Linked DNA regions of Homo sapiens: region 1 is linked to region 2. The links are chromatin contacts, found by Hi-C or POLR2A ChIA-PET in ENCODE. All regions are on one chromosome and are shown on one strand. Each heading gives the region's core, a stretch centred on a gene start or an enhancer-like site at or near the end of the contact. The rest is flanking DNA. Distances are from core to core; before and after follow the strand shown. Region 1 overlaps RPS6KC1 (ribosomal protein S6 kinase C1). Region 2 holds the start of NSL1 (NSL1 component of MIS12 kinetochore complex).

Region 1 (6,113 bases), core at 2,403-4,902, 280 kb after region 2:
AGTTGGGAACTGCTTAGGGCCAACCTGCCTCCCATTCTCTTCAAAGTCACCCCTCGGCTCACTGAGATAACCATTAATACATACCAGATTGCCTCATTTGGAGAAGCGAATCAGAAACTCAAAAGGATACAGCCATTTGTCTTTTAACTACCTGTGACCTGAAAGCCCCCTCCCCACGTCGAGTTGTCCCACCTTTCTGGACTGAACCAGTGTACATCTTACACGTATTTATTCATGTCTTATGTCTCCCTAAAATGTATAAAATCAAGCTGTGCCCCTACCACCTTGGGCACATGTTGTCAGGATCTCCTGAGGCTGTGTTACCGGTGCGGATCCTCAACCTTAGCAAAATGAACTTTCTAAAGTAACTAAGACCTGTCTCAGATATTCGGGGTTCACAATATTAATACTTTTTGAGAGGCCTGAGGGCCCTTTCCTGAAGAAGGAACTCTGATAAAACAAATGTTAAGTTTCAAGCTTTAATACCAGAAGGGTCAGTTTCCATGTTTATCCAAAAAAACTGTCCGTGGGACCATTGGGTCAGTTTCACTTTTATTATCATGAAGACATTAAGAGCCTTACATCACTAAACCATGACTGGTTGACTGCTTTTGGGATGCCACTTTGCTCTGCACAGTGAGGATTCAGTGTCATGGGAAGGATCTAGGATGAAGTGTTTCCCAATCTTTTGCTTAGCACTCTACTGTTATCTGAGGTATGGAAATATGTTTGGGAAATACACCCTCCTTCACTCTGCACTCCCCTCCCACCCCACCACTGTGTACCACTAGACTATGAGCTCCAGGAGGAAAGGGACTTGCTCACCATTGTAATCCAGCACATAGATGTATGTAAACCACTAAGAGGACGGCTGAGAAATAATAATCAAATTGGTTATTTCTGATAAGATGGTTTTAATATTGTGGCTATTGTTAGGGGATGGCTAATGTGTTTTTGTTTATGCAGTACACATGTATTTGATTTCCAGGACTGGCTCATCTGAAGAAAACCAAAATGTGGTACTTCTAATATGTACACCAAACTAAGAAATAAGTTATTCTGTCTCAAAAAGATCATTTGCTTATATTAAGGAAGATTATTTAAAATACTTAAGATATCTGAATATATTTATAAATTCAGGAAATGTATTAAGCTGAGAAAAACATAAATTGTGAAATTTAAAGTACATTTGAATAGACCTTGCTGTGAGTGATCATGTGCTATTTTTGGGGGGTGGATTATTAGTGGATTGGTTATCCATGACTTTTCTTCTCAATACATTTCATAAAAATGTAAGAACGGCGGGGCGCAGTGGCTCACGCCTGTAATCCCAGCACTTTGGGAGGCTGAGACGGGCAGATCACGAGGTCAAGAGATTGAGACCATCCTGGCCAACATGGTGAAACCTTGTCTCTACTAAAAATACAAAAATTCGCTGGGCATGGTAGCACATGCCTGTAGTCCCAGGTACTCGGGAGGCTGAGGCAGGAGAATCACTTGAACACAGGAGGTGGAGGTTGCAGTGAGCCAAGATCGCGCCACTGCACTCCAGCTTGGGTGACAGAGCAAGACTCTGTCTCAAAAAAAAAAAAAAAAAAAAAAAAAAGAAACACTTATAAGAAGCAAAATTAGTCATACTATGTGAAATACTATACTTTTGGAAAGGTGTGTGAGGGGACAGGCTGGTATTTGAAAGTAATAGCTAAAATCAAAGATTTGAATAATGTATAGTTGTTAGTTACCTGTTATAGTCTCTTATACTGAATCTGTGTTGTCTAATTTGGTAGCCATTAACCACATGTAGCTATTTTGATTTAAATTTAAATTAAGGCTTACAGTGGTTCTCACTTATAATCCTAGCACTGTGGGAGGCTGAGGCGGGAGGATTGCTTGATCCCAGGAATTTGAGAGCAGCCTGGGCAACATAGGGAGACCCCCATCTCTACCAAAAAAAAAAAAAAGTGTATATATGTGTGTGTGTGTGTGTGTGTGTGTGTGTGTGTGTGTGTGTATGCCGACTGTGGTGTGCCTATAGTTCCAGCTACACAAGAGGCTGAGGTGGGAGGATCAGTTGAGTCCAGGAGTTTGAGGCTGCAGTGAGCTATGATCATGCCATGGCACTCTAGCCTAGGTGACAGAGTGAGACCCTGTCTCTTTAATACAAAAATTTTTTTGAATTAATTTAAATGAAATAAAATTAATGTAGTTTCTCAAAGTAGCCATATTTCAGTGGCTCAGTAGCCACACACATGTGGCTAGTGGTGGCTGTGTTGAACACTGCAAATAGAGAACCTTTTTTTCCGTTATCACAGAAAGTTCTATTGCATAGCACTGTAGTATAAATTAATGACAATTACTACAAGATTTCACCAAGTTTATATATTCTGAAAGTTGGAGAATAGAGTGCAAGATATTTGTTCTCTGGAATTCTTAGGTGGGACCTTTTACAATGGTTAACCTGTCTGGTAGGGGACAGGAAACTTTTAAATTATAGAGTTCTTGCTGTGTCCTTATTTGTTGTTCACAACAGCCAGGCCAGGCAGTTAGTATTATCTCCGTTTTATCGATGAGATCAAACCTGTAAGAGGAACTGTAATTTGAACCAAGGTTTGTCTGACTTTACATCCTCTATTTTTTGTTCTTATTTTGGACTTTAGGGGTGTTGCTGAATGGATTATAATCCCTAGTTCATGGTGTATTGTCATTAGATATCAAAGACCCTTTTCTTCCTCACACTCCTAGGCAACCATTTTAATGTGTGTTTGATTTATCTTTTTTTAAAATTTTTTTTAAAGTGAAAGCAAGTTTATTAAGAAAGTAAGGGAATAAAGAATGGCTACTCCATAGGCAGAACAGCCTGATTTATCTTTTTGTTTATTTTTGCAAAATACACCATTGTAGCTTCAAAACCGTTAATTTGACACTTACATGGATGGTACCGTATTATGTAATCTAATGTGAGATTTTCCTAATTTAGGATGCTGTTTGATGATTTAAACACCTAGCCTTTTCAAAAGTTTTGTGAAAAAAATCTTTTTACCTGGTGTTAGACTTTTTGGCCTTTGTCATCAGGGAAGTCTGAAGGAATCTCTCCTTTTCCTCTTTGCTTAGGGAGTATTGATAGAAGGATTATTTGTCCCTGAATGTTTGTAAATAATTTATATTACTTTTGTTTTCTTCATCATAGGTAGCCAGTGATTACTTCTCATACTTCTCACATGTTGTGTCCGAGCATTGTAGCTGCTTTTTTTTAATTGAAAGTTTTATTGTGCTAATTGTAGATTCATATACAGTTGTAAGAAATAATGTAGGGAGATCCCTTGTACACTTTGCCTAAGTGCAGCTGCTTTTTATGCTTCTAATTTGTATATAGGCTTGCTGGGAAGGGGAGATGTGAACAAACTTGTTAGAATTATGTTAATTAAGTAAGAGTAAAGGCCAGATGCTTTTTCTTAAGAATGTAGTGAATATATGAACTTTAGCATGTGGACTTACTTTTAGCTGTTTTTTTGCTTAATTTTTAGTATTGTTAAAATAACATTTTTAGCCAAATTAAATTTAACAGAGTTTAATTGAGCAAAGAATGATTCACAAATTGGTCAGCCTCCTCAGCCAGTGTAGGTCCAGAGAGACTCCAGCGCAACCATGTGGTGGAAGATTTATGGACAGAAAAAGGAAAGTGATGTACAGAAAAGGAAACTGAAACAGCTGTATTGGTTCCAACTAAGCATTTGCCTTATTTGAACACTGTTTGAACAGTTGGCTCTCTTTGGCCAAAACTTGGTGATTGGCGCCAGAGTAGGTTACAGTCTTTACACATCTATTTACATATCTATTTCTCTTTCATTATGTACAGAGAAACTTTTAGGCCAAACTTAAAATATGTAGCCTAAGGGAGGTAACTTTAGGTTAAACTTGATTTAACAGTATGAATTTCAGATAGTGAAGTTATTATATAGCTGAGTTTTGGATAAATGATATAGTGTTTATTTTTTTAAGCAAATTGAATTTTTCATACAAATACTATTGGAAGTTAATTATACAAATATGAAATCTTAAATTTTGATAATGATTAGAGATTTCTATGTATGTTTTGTTTTAGGTTGTTTCACGAAGAAATCCAGAGGATGTCCAGGAGGTAACATTTATATGAAGATTTTATTTTATGTATTTGATAAAAATTTAACTAAATGCTTTTTTGAGGAAATTGCCTGAATCATTTGTACATCAACCTCTTTTTTTTGAGACGGAGTTTCGCTCCTGTTGCTCAGGCTGGAGTGCAGTGGCGCAATCTCGGCTCACTGCAACCTCTGCCTCCTGGGTTCAAGTGATTCTCCTGCCTCTGCCTCCCGAGTAGCTGGAATTACAGGCATCTGCCACCACACTCAGCTATTTTTGTATTTTTAGTAGAGATGGGGTTTTACCACGTTGGCCAGGCTGGTCTCGAATTCCTGACCTCAGGTGATCCACCTGCCTCAGCCTCCCAAAGTGCTGGGATTACAGACGTGAGCCACTGTGCCTGGCCTGTACATCAGTCTTTATATGTTTGCGTGAAGATTGTCTTCATTTCACAAAACAGTAGCTGAAGTGTCCTATTTGAGACCTACTAAGTAATTGTTAAGTTTTAGTAGGTGTTAAGTTATATAAATAAGAATTTAATGAATTATGGTGCTGTTTACTAAGTGATCATTGTTCTGGTAACTAGTGTTTACAAGATTTCAGTATCACTTAAGGGCCCCTATTTACCCATTTCAAGATCATAATGCCTGTGTAATAAAAAGTATTTGGTAACTAATATTTATTTTAAAGATTCTAACAGTAAATTATGGGTCTCTGCCTACTTTCACTTTTAGATTGAATTGACATGTTGACATCTTGGAAAACTGCTTTAGGCATAGATATTTCTTTTTTTTTAAACTTTAAGTTAGTAAGTTCTTTTGCAGATTCTTCTGTGCATTTTTTCATTTTTTTTCCTTCTTTCTATAATGGTACCAGCCTGTTATGTTTTGCTTAAAATTGTGGAATTCTCTATTTGTATTTACTTTGTGCTTGTTGTGTATCTTTAGGAATCCTTACTGAGGAGCTTGCTGCTTTGAATGTTTCTTGATTTATTTTCATTTTAGTCCCTGCTCAATTTCACTAAGACTAGAAGGACATATATCAGGATTTTTTCCGCCTCCCTAATGTGTTTAAAACAGATACTTTAAGTTTACAGTCCTGATTCTGCAACAGTATTGTTTTTTTTTTTTCCACAATTAAATATGAATGTCTTTGGGTGGTAGGTTGTTTCTGTTTAGCCACGGGTCCCACTACTCTACAGAAAATACCTGGCTTGATTCATACATTTAAGGTGACTGTTTGGTACTGGTTGATATGAGTGTATGGCCCCAGGTTTAGATAATATTTAAATTTTATACATTATCATTTCTGGCTATGTCTGATTTCATAGTTGTTTTTGTCCTATGATTTAAAACAGATATATTTTTATACAAAAATTAGCTGGGCATGGTGGCAGGCACCTGTAATCCCATCTACTTGGGAGGCTGAGGTAGGAGAACTGCTTGAACCTGGGAGGCAGAGGTTGCAGTGAGCTGAGATTGCACCACTGCACTCCAGCCTGAGCAACAGAGTGAGACTCTGTCTCAAAAAAAAAAAAAAATAGATTTAATACTATTTTCCTGATGGGTTTTAAGACAATTCATTCCCTACCAGGAAACAGAAAGAATATTGTAATATTGTTATTTTGAAAGAAAAAAATGTATACATACATATATATGTATCAGTGAAAGTAATTTGCACCATTGATTAAAGTACTTTTCTGTCTTTACTTGTATCAATTGATGAGTGTGAACTATTCTTTAGATTTCTAGTTTACAACTCTTAAAATTGAAAATGGGTGTATTTCCTTTGAATGCATTGTCTGATTGCTGTGCTGTAGTTTGTAGCTTGATGTTCCCATTTTCCAGGGAGAATCCTGAACCAACCTATCCATGAACATACTCTCTGCCATTTTCTTAGTCCTTTTTTCGGGAAAACTCTTTTATAATAACAACTGTTGGTGAACCATTCATCTGAAAACTCTTGTAAGTGTCTTTTAGTTAGACAATTGCATG
Region 2 (6,020 bases), core at 2,411-4,910:
AAAATAGCAAACGTAGGCCAGGTGCAGTGGCTCACGCCTATAATCCCATCACTTTGGGAAGCCAAGGCAAGAGGATTGCTTGAGGCCAGTTCCAGACCAGCCTAGGCAACACACTGAGACAACCTTCTCTACTAAAAAATTTAAAAATTAGCCAGGCACAGTGGCACATGCCTGTAGTCCCGGCTACTTGAAAGGCTGAGGCTAGAGGATTACTTGAGCCCAGTGGTTTGAGAATACAGTGAGCTATGATTGCCACTGTACTCCAGCCTGGGAGACAGAGGGAGAAGCAACTGTAACAAAATTTTGACAACTGTTGAGTTTGGTGGTGGATATATGGGTGTCCACTGTACTAAACTAATTTTTTGTAAGGTTGAAAATGTTCATAATACATTAAAAGATAAAGAACCAAAAAACAAAAAACAAAAACAAACAAAAAATAGACAAATTGGACTTCATCAAAATTTTTTTTAAATGATGGACTAAAGGAATTCGGCAGTACACATTTCCTATTACCCAACAATTTCACTTCTAGCAATGCATCCTAAAGGACTACTCTCATAAAAACTAAAGAGAATGTGCTAGAAATGTTCATTTCAGCACTGTTTGAAATTTTTAAAATTGTGGGAAAAAACCTAAAGTCAAAATTAGAAGAGTTAAATAGACAATATTCATACCACGCAGTACCTAAAAAGGATGAAGACAAGCTCTACGTAACACTAACAAATAATAGACATGTTTGGTTTCAAAAAAGGCAGGTCAATAACAATTCATCAGCATGACATTATTAATGGAGACAAACAAACATAAACAGAGAGAAAGAGGTAAAGCCACAGAAAGGGGGTATAGAAAGTTTACTCTCCCCAAGTACTCTCCAAAATAGTACCTTATGTCCTAGAAGGAAGAGGGATGGGGAAGGGGAACTCAAAGAATTTTGCTTTATGCTACTGTTTGAATTTTTTTATGAGCATATATTTTGTACCCTTTGTATAATTAAAAATAACATAAACCAAATTACTGATAATTATGAGTTAAAGTACATATTCTACATTTCAAAGATTTCATAAAGTAAAATCCTTATTTTATTTTTTGTTTGTTTGTTTTTTGTTTTTTTTGAGATGGAGTTTCACTCTTGTCAACCAGGCTGGAGTGCAATGGCGCAATCTTGGCTCACTGCAACCTCCGCTTCCCAGGTTCAAGCGATTCTCCTGCCTCAGTCTCCCGAATAGCTGGGATTACAGGCAAGCGCCATCACACCCGGCTAATTTTTGTATTTTTAGTATAGACAGGGTTTCACCGTGTTGGCCAGGCTGGTCTGGAACTCCTGACCTCAGGTGATCCGCCCGCCTCAGCCTCCCAAAGTGCTGGGATTACAGGCGTAAGCCATCGCGCCCGGCCTATGTATGTTTTAAAATTATTTTCTAGAATTACTTTCAAGAATTGCTGAGAAAACATATTGTCTTTGTAACATTCATTGCAGACTGCTACCAATACTGTTTTTAAAGAAAATCTGCTACTTAATATGCAGTTTTAAACAGAGATACAAAATAAAGCTTCTGCTTTATTTAAAATAAAACACAAGTGAATTCCTGTGGTAGTCTAAGCCCTGTAAACTTTATCTTATAATTCACTTTATCGTCCCACTAAATAGGATATAATAGGTTAAGCCAAGTTCCTCTTTTTCTGTAAGACACCTAAATGTTTTAAATACCTTAGCATTTCCTAGAATCAGACAAATTCTAAGATTATACAACAAAAGTCTTCTCCCAAAAAACTACTAAAAACGTCCTGAGATATATCCCTATTCTTGCCTTGCTTGCAAGGAGGGAATGACGTAAGAGTCACTATATACAAAACTACATACAGAGTCACAACCCAGGAAGTGTTTCTTCATTCTTCCACTGAACCTTTTTTTTTTGAGATGGAGTCTCGCTCTGTCACCCAGGCTGGAGTGCAGTGGCGAGATCTGGGCTCACTGCAAGCTCCGCCTCCCGGGTTCACGCCATTCTCCTGCCTCAGCCTCCCGAGTAGCTGGGACTACAGGTGCCTGCCACCATGGCCGGCTAATTTTTTGTATTATTATTATTATTGTTTTAGTAGAGACGGGGTTTCACCATGTTAGCCAGGATGGTCTCGATCTCCTGACCTCGTGATCCGCCCGCCTCGGCCTCCCAAAGTGCTGGGATTACAGGCGTGAGCCACCGCGCCCGACCCCTTTTGCCTGTTTTAGAGTGAAAACATTTTCTTTACAAGACTAAAATAGGTTAAAAAAAATTGTGTTGGTTGAAAACTTTACTAAGATCATACATTTGCCTCTATACCACATTTCCCAAGCCTTTCTTAAATATTTTTGCAAAGCCCTGAAGGTGGTAGTTTTTTGGGAACACAAGAAATAAAGGGATTGTGTGCTTCCTTATAACAGGCACCAATCTACTTATATTAGCGGAAAAAATTTAAAAGCTCATAATACCGCACATTTGTGAGTTATGAATGACCACAGTGCAAACAGTAAAAATAAAGGTTAATAGGCCGGGCGAGGTGGCTCACGCCTGTAATACCAGCACTTTGGGAGCCCAAGGCGGGCGGATCACGAGGTCAGGAGATCGAGACCATGCTGGCTAACACGGTGAAACCCTGTCTCTACTAAAAACACAAAAAAATTAGCCGGGCGTGGTGGCAGGCGCCTGGAGTCCCAGCTACTCAGGAGGCTGAGGCAGGAGAATGGCGTGAACCCAGGAGGCGGAGCTTGCAGTGAGCCGAGATCGCGCCACTGCACTCCAGCCTGGGCGACAGAGCGAGACTCTGTCTCAAAAAAAAAAAATAAAATAAAATAAATAAATAAATAAAACATGCAAAAGGAAAGATCAAATGCTGCTTGGGTGAATGGCTGACTTCCAGAATTACCCTTTCCAGGAGAATTCCTCATTGTCTGCGGCTGCATTGTCCAACAGGTGAGCCACTAGCCACTTTGTAGTTACTGAGCGCTTAAATGTAACTAGTTCGAAGATGTGCCGTAAATGCAGCACACCAGATTTGAAAAGCTTAGTACGAACAAAAGAATGTAAAATATCTCATTCATTTGATATTATTACATGTTAAAATACCTTGGATTTATTGGGTTAAACAAAATGTCTTATTTCCATTAACTTCACCTATTTCTTACTTTTAGTTTAAAACTACATAAAGATTAGCTTGCCTTGTATTTTCACTGGACAGCGCTGGTCTAAGTAATTAATAAGACCCAGCTGACATTAGCATCTATTTCTTTCTCCTCTAGCGTTTCTCGAACTGGTTCTACAGTAGCCTGGGGCACCGTTAATTCTGCCAAGGCCTGGCGTGGGATCTTTCTGAATCCTAAGATCCTGGGTGTTGGGTAAGAGGATGATGAGTAAAGAACTGGCTAACTGGTCCCGTACCCACTGCGCATCTCGCAGAGCGGGCTCCCGAATCTCCTCCGGCAGAGCGTCCCCGAGCTTTTGCACGAAGCGGCCGCACAGTTGTAGCATTTCGGTCACAGCCCGCTTCGAGGTGCAGCGCACCCGAAAGTCTTCTCGGGGAGTGGCGGAGACCAAGGCCTGGCTCTCTGTGCCAGCCGCGAGCTCCTTGTCCCATGGAGGGTCAAGGACCACCAACTCAGGAGACCCCGCCATTTTTCGTCGGAACTGTGGGCGGGGCACTCTGGGAGCGGAAAAGCGGGTTCACACTGGTGTAACCAGCATGCATCCGGCTGGAAACTCAGGACGCTGCAGCTGAAACGTTCCGGCTCCGGCTCTGCTGGCCGGTCTAAAGCGGCAGCCGCCGGGGCGCAATGCGAGCGGCTGGCGTAGGCTTGGTGGACTGTCACTGCCACCTCTCCGCCCCGGACTTTGACCGCGTATGTGAGGGCGATACGGGACCAGAGGGAGCAGGGAGGCCCCCGTCCTTTCCCCTCGTGTTATCTTTGCTCTCCTCCCTTGGGACGAAACCCCATATCCCCCGCCCAGACCCTTGTTTATGGCCATATGACCTTGCCCCTCATTTCCCTATTCCCTATTTAACCTCAGACATACCGATTTTTTTTTCCTGATTCAGTAGCGGTAAGCTATCTCCACAAGGCTTTTGTTTGCTCTTCTGAGTTCCTGGAATCGTTCCCTCACTCCCCTTGGCTGGCCTGTTTTTCCCCTCGGGGCTCTCACCTCCTGGCTGAGATGCCACTCTTTGTGGGAAGCGGTCCTCGAAACGCGTTCAAATCGGGGAGAGGTCGGGCGCGGGCTCACGCCCGTAATCCCAGCACTTTGGGAGGCCGAGGCGGGCGCTGCGCATCTCCTGTGTCCAGGAGATCGTGACCAGCCTGGGCAACATGGTGAAACCTCGTCCCTACAAAAAAAAAAAAAAAGCCGGTGATTGTGGCGTTTGCCTGTGGTCCCAGCTACTCGGGAGGCTGAGGTGGGAGAATCGCTGGAGCCCAGGAGGTGGAGGTTGCAGTGAGCTGACATCAAGCCACTGCACTCCAGCCTGGGTAACAGTGAGACCCTGTCTCAAAAAAAAAAAAAAAAAAAAATTCACAAATGGGGGAGAGAGGCAAACAAACAAACAAAAATACATGGCCGAGTGTGGTTGCTCACACTTGTAATCCTAGCACTATGAGAGGCCGAAGTGGGTGGATCGCTTGAGCCCAGGAGTTTGAGACCAGCCTGGGCAATGTGGTGAGACCCCGTCTCAATTAAAATAATAATACACACGTAAAATCAGTTACAAACTGTTTTACCCATTACGTGGGAAACTAGAGACTAATAATAGAGGATTAAGGGGGGTTTTATTTCAGGGGGAAATCCTCCCAGGAGCTGACACTTAAGGCTGAAAAGACAAGGAGCCACCCAAGCAAGGGGGTGAGTGTATGCTGGTTAGGGAAACAGATAGGTTGCAGGCCCCCAGACAAGCTAGAATTTGGCACATTTCAGTTGCCAAAAAGCTAAGTGGAGCCTGATGAGCTAGAAAGAGAAAGGCATGAAACAAAACTGGGGAGGTTTGCAGGGGATAGATGAGGTGGGTCAGTAAGGAATTTGGATTGCATTTGAAGCACAATGCAGATTCATTAAAGGGCTTTTTTAAAATTTATTTTCATTTTTTTATTTTTTTAGATTGAGTCTGGCTGTGTCCCTCAGGCTGAAATGCAATAGCATGATCTCAGGTCATTGCAACCTCCACCTCCTGGGCTCAAAAAATTCTCCTGTCTCAGCCTCCCAAGTAGCTGGGATCACAGGTGTGTCCCACCACGCCTGGCTAATTTTTTGTATTTTTAATAGAGACAGAGTTTTGCCATGTTGTCCAGGCTGGTCTTGAACTTCTGGCCTCAAGTGATCAACCCTCCTTGGCCTCCCAAAGTCCTGGGATTACACAAAAATGGATAGGCATGATGCTATCCATTTTAACACCATTTTGCTGCTGTATGGCAAATGGGTGGAGGAGAAGAGTGGAAGCTACAAGACTAGTTAGGAGGCTTTTGCAGTATATAGGCAAGAGATGTTGGCTGTTGGTACTATGATGATAGCAGGTGAGTTTGAGATGAATACATGGATTCAAGATACATTTTAGAGAGAGAATCCACAGTAAGTACTGAAGAATTGGATGTGGATAGCAAGGGAAAGGGAGGAGTCAAGGATGACTCAGATTATTAGCTTGTGCTATAGGGAAGATGGTGGTGCTGGTTTACTGAGATAAGGGAAGACCAAGGTCTGAGGTGGAGGTGGGGAGGTCAGCAGAAGGAATAGGTTTGTGGGGAGAAAATAAAGATTTATGTTTGGGGCATATTGGGAAACCTAATCCCATCCAAATGAAGATGTCATAATTTTTAAACATGAGTCATGGGCTCAGGAGAGAATTACAAGCTAAAGATAAAAATTGGGGGCCGGGCGCAGTGGCTCATGCCTGTAATCTCAGCACTTTGGGAGGCCGAGGTGGGCAGATCATAAGGTTAGGAGATCGAGACCATCCTGGCTAACATGGTGAAACCCTGTCGCTACTAAAAGTACAAAAAAATTAGC

The links. A loop is a pair of places that touch in the nucleus more often than their neighbours do. ChIA-PET counts read pairs that join two places held with the same protein, here RNA polymerase II (POLR2A). Pooled maps may share reads with other maps.
Region 1: a loop to region 2 is called in a map of PC-3, with 4 times the contacts of the local background. The contact joins the enhancer-like site here to the promoter of NSL1 in region 2. A Hi-C loop is called at or near these places in 1 of 168 maps with a recorded cell type or tissue (PC-3), 11 of 37 single-sample maps with no recorded cell type and 7 of 50 pooled maps. POLR2A ChIA-PET finds 5 or more read pairs at or near these places in 2 of 52 experiments (GM12878 and MCF 10A).

What each region holds. Positions count from the first base shown.
Region 1 is chr1:213,066,904-213,073,016 of GRCh38, forward strand. RPS6KC1 (ribosomal protein S6 kinase C1) reads left to right here. Exons shown (of 15, transcript NM_012424.6): 2 at 4,103-4,138. Among named protein-coding and RNA genes, the nearest start is that of RPS6KC1, 19 kb to the left of the region's middle. RefSeq lists an enhancer at 3,538-3,837. Within about 2 kb of position 3,653, at least 2 of the 41 ENCODE cell types and tissues checked have a DNase peak (open chromatin) inside an H3K27ac peak, as active enhancers do.
Region 2 is chr1:212,788,117-212,794,136 of GRCh38, forward strand. NSL1 (NSL1 component of MIS12 kinetochore complex) reads right to left here and starts at 3,661. Exons shown (of 6, transcript NM_015471.4): 1 at 3,414-3,661. The coding sequence starts at 3,647. It overlaps TATDN3 (TatD DNase domain containing 3), which reads left to right and starts at 3,778. Exons shown (of 10, transcript NM_001042552.3): 1 at 3,778-3,871. The coding sequence starts at 3,806. RefSeq lists enhancers at 2,334-3,112, 3,587-3,866, 6,001-6,020.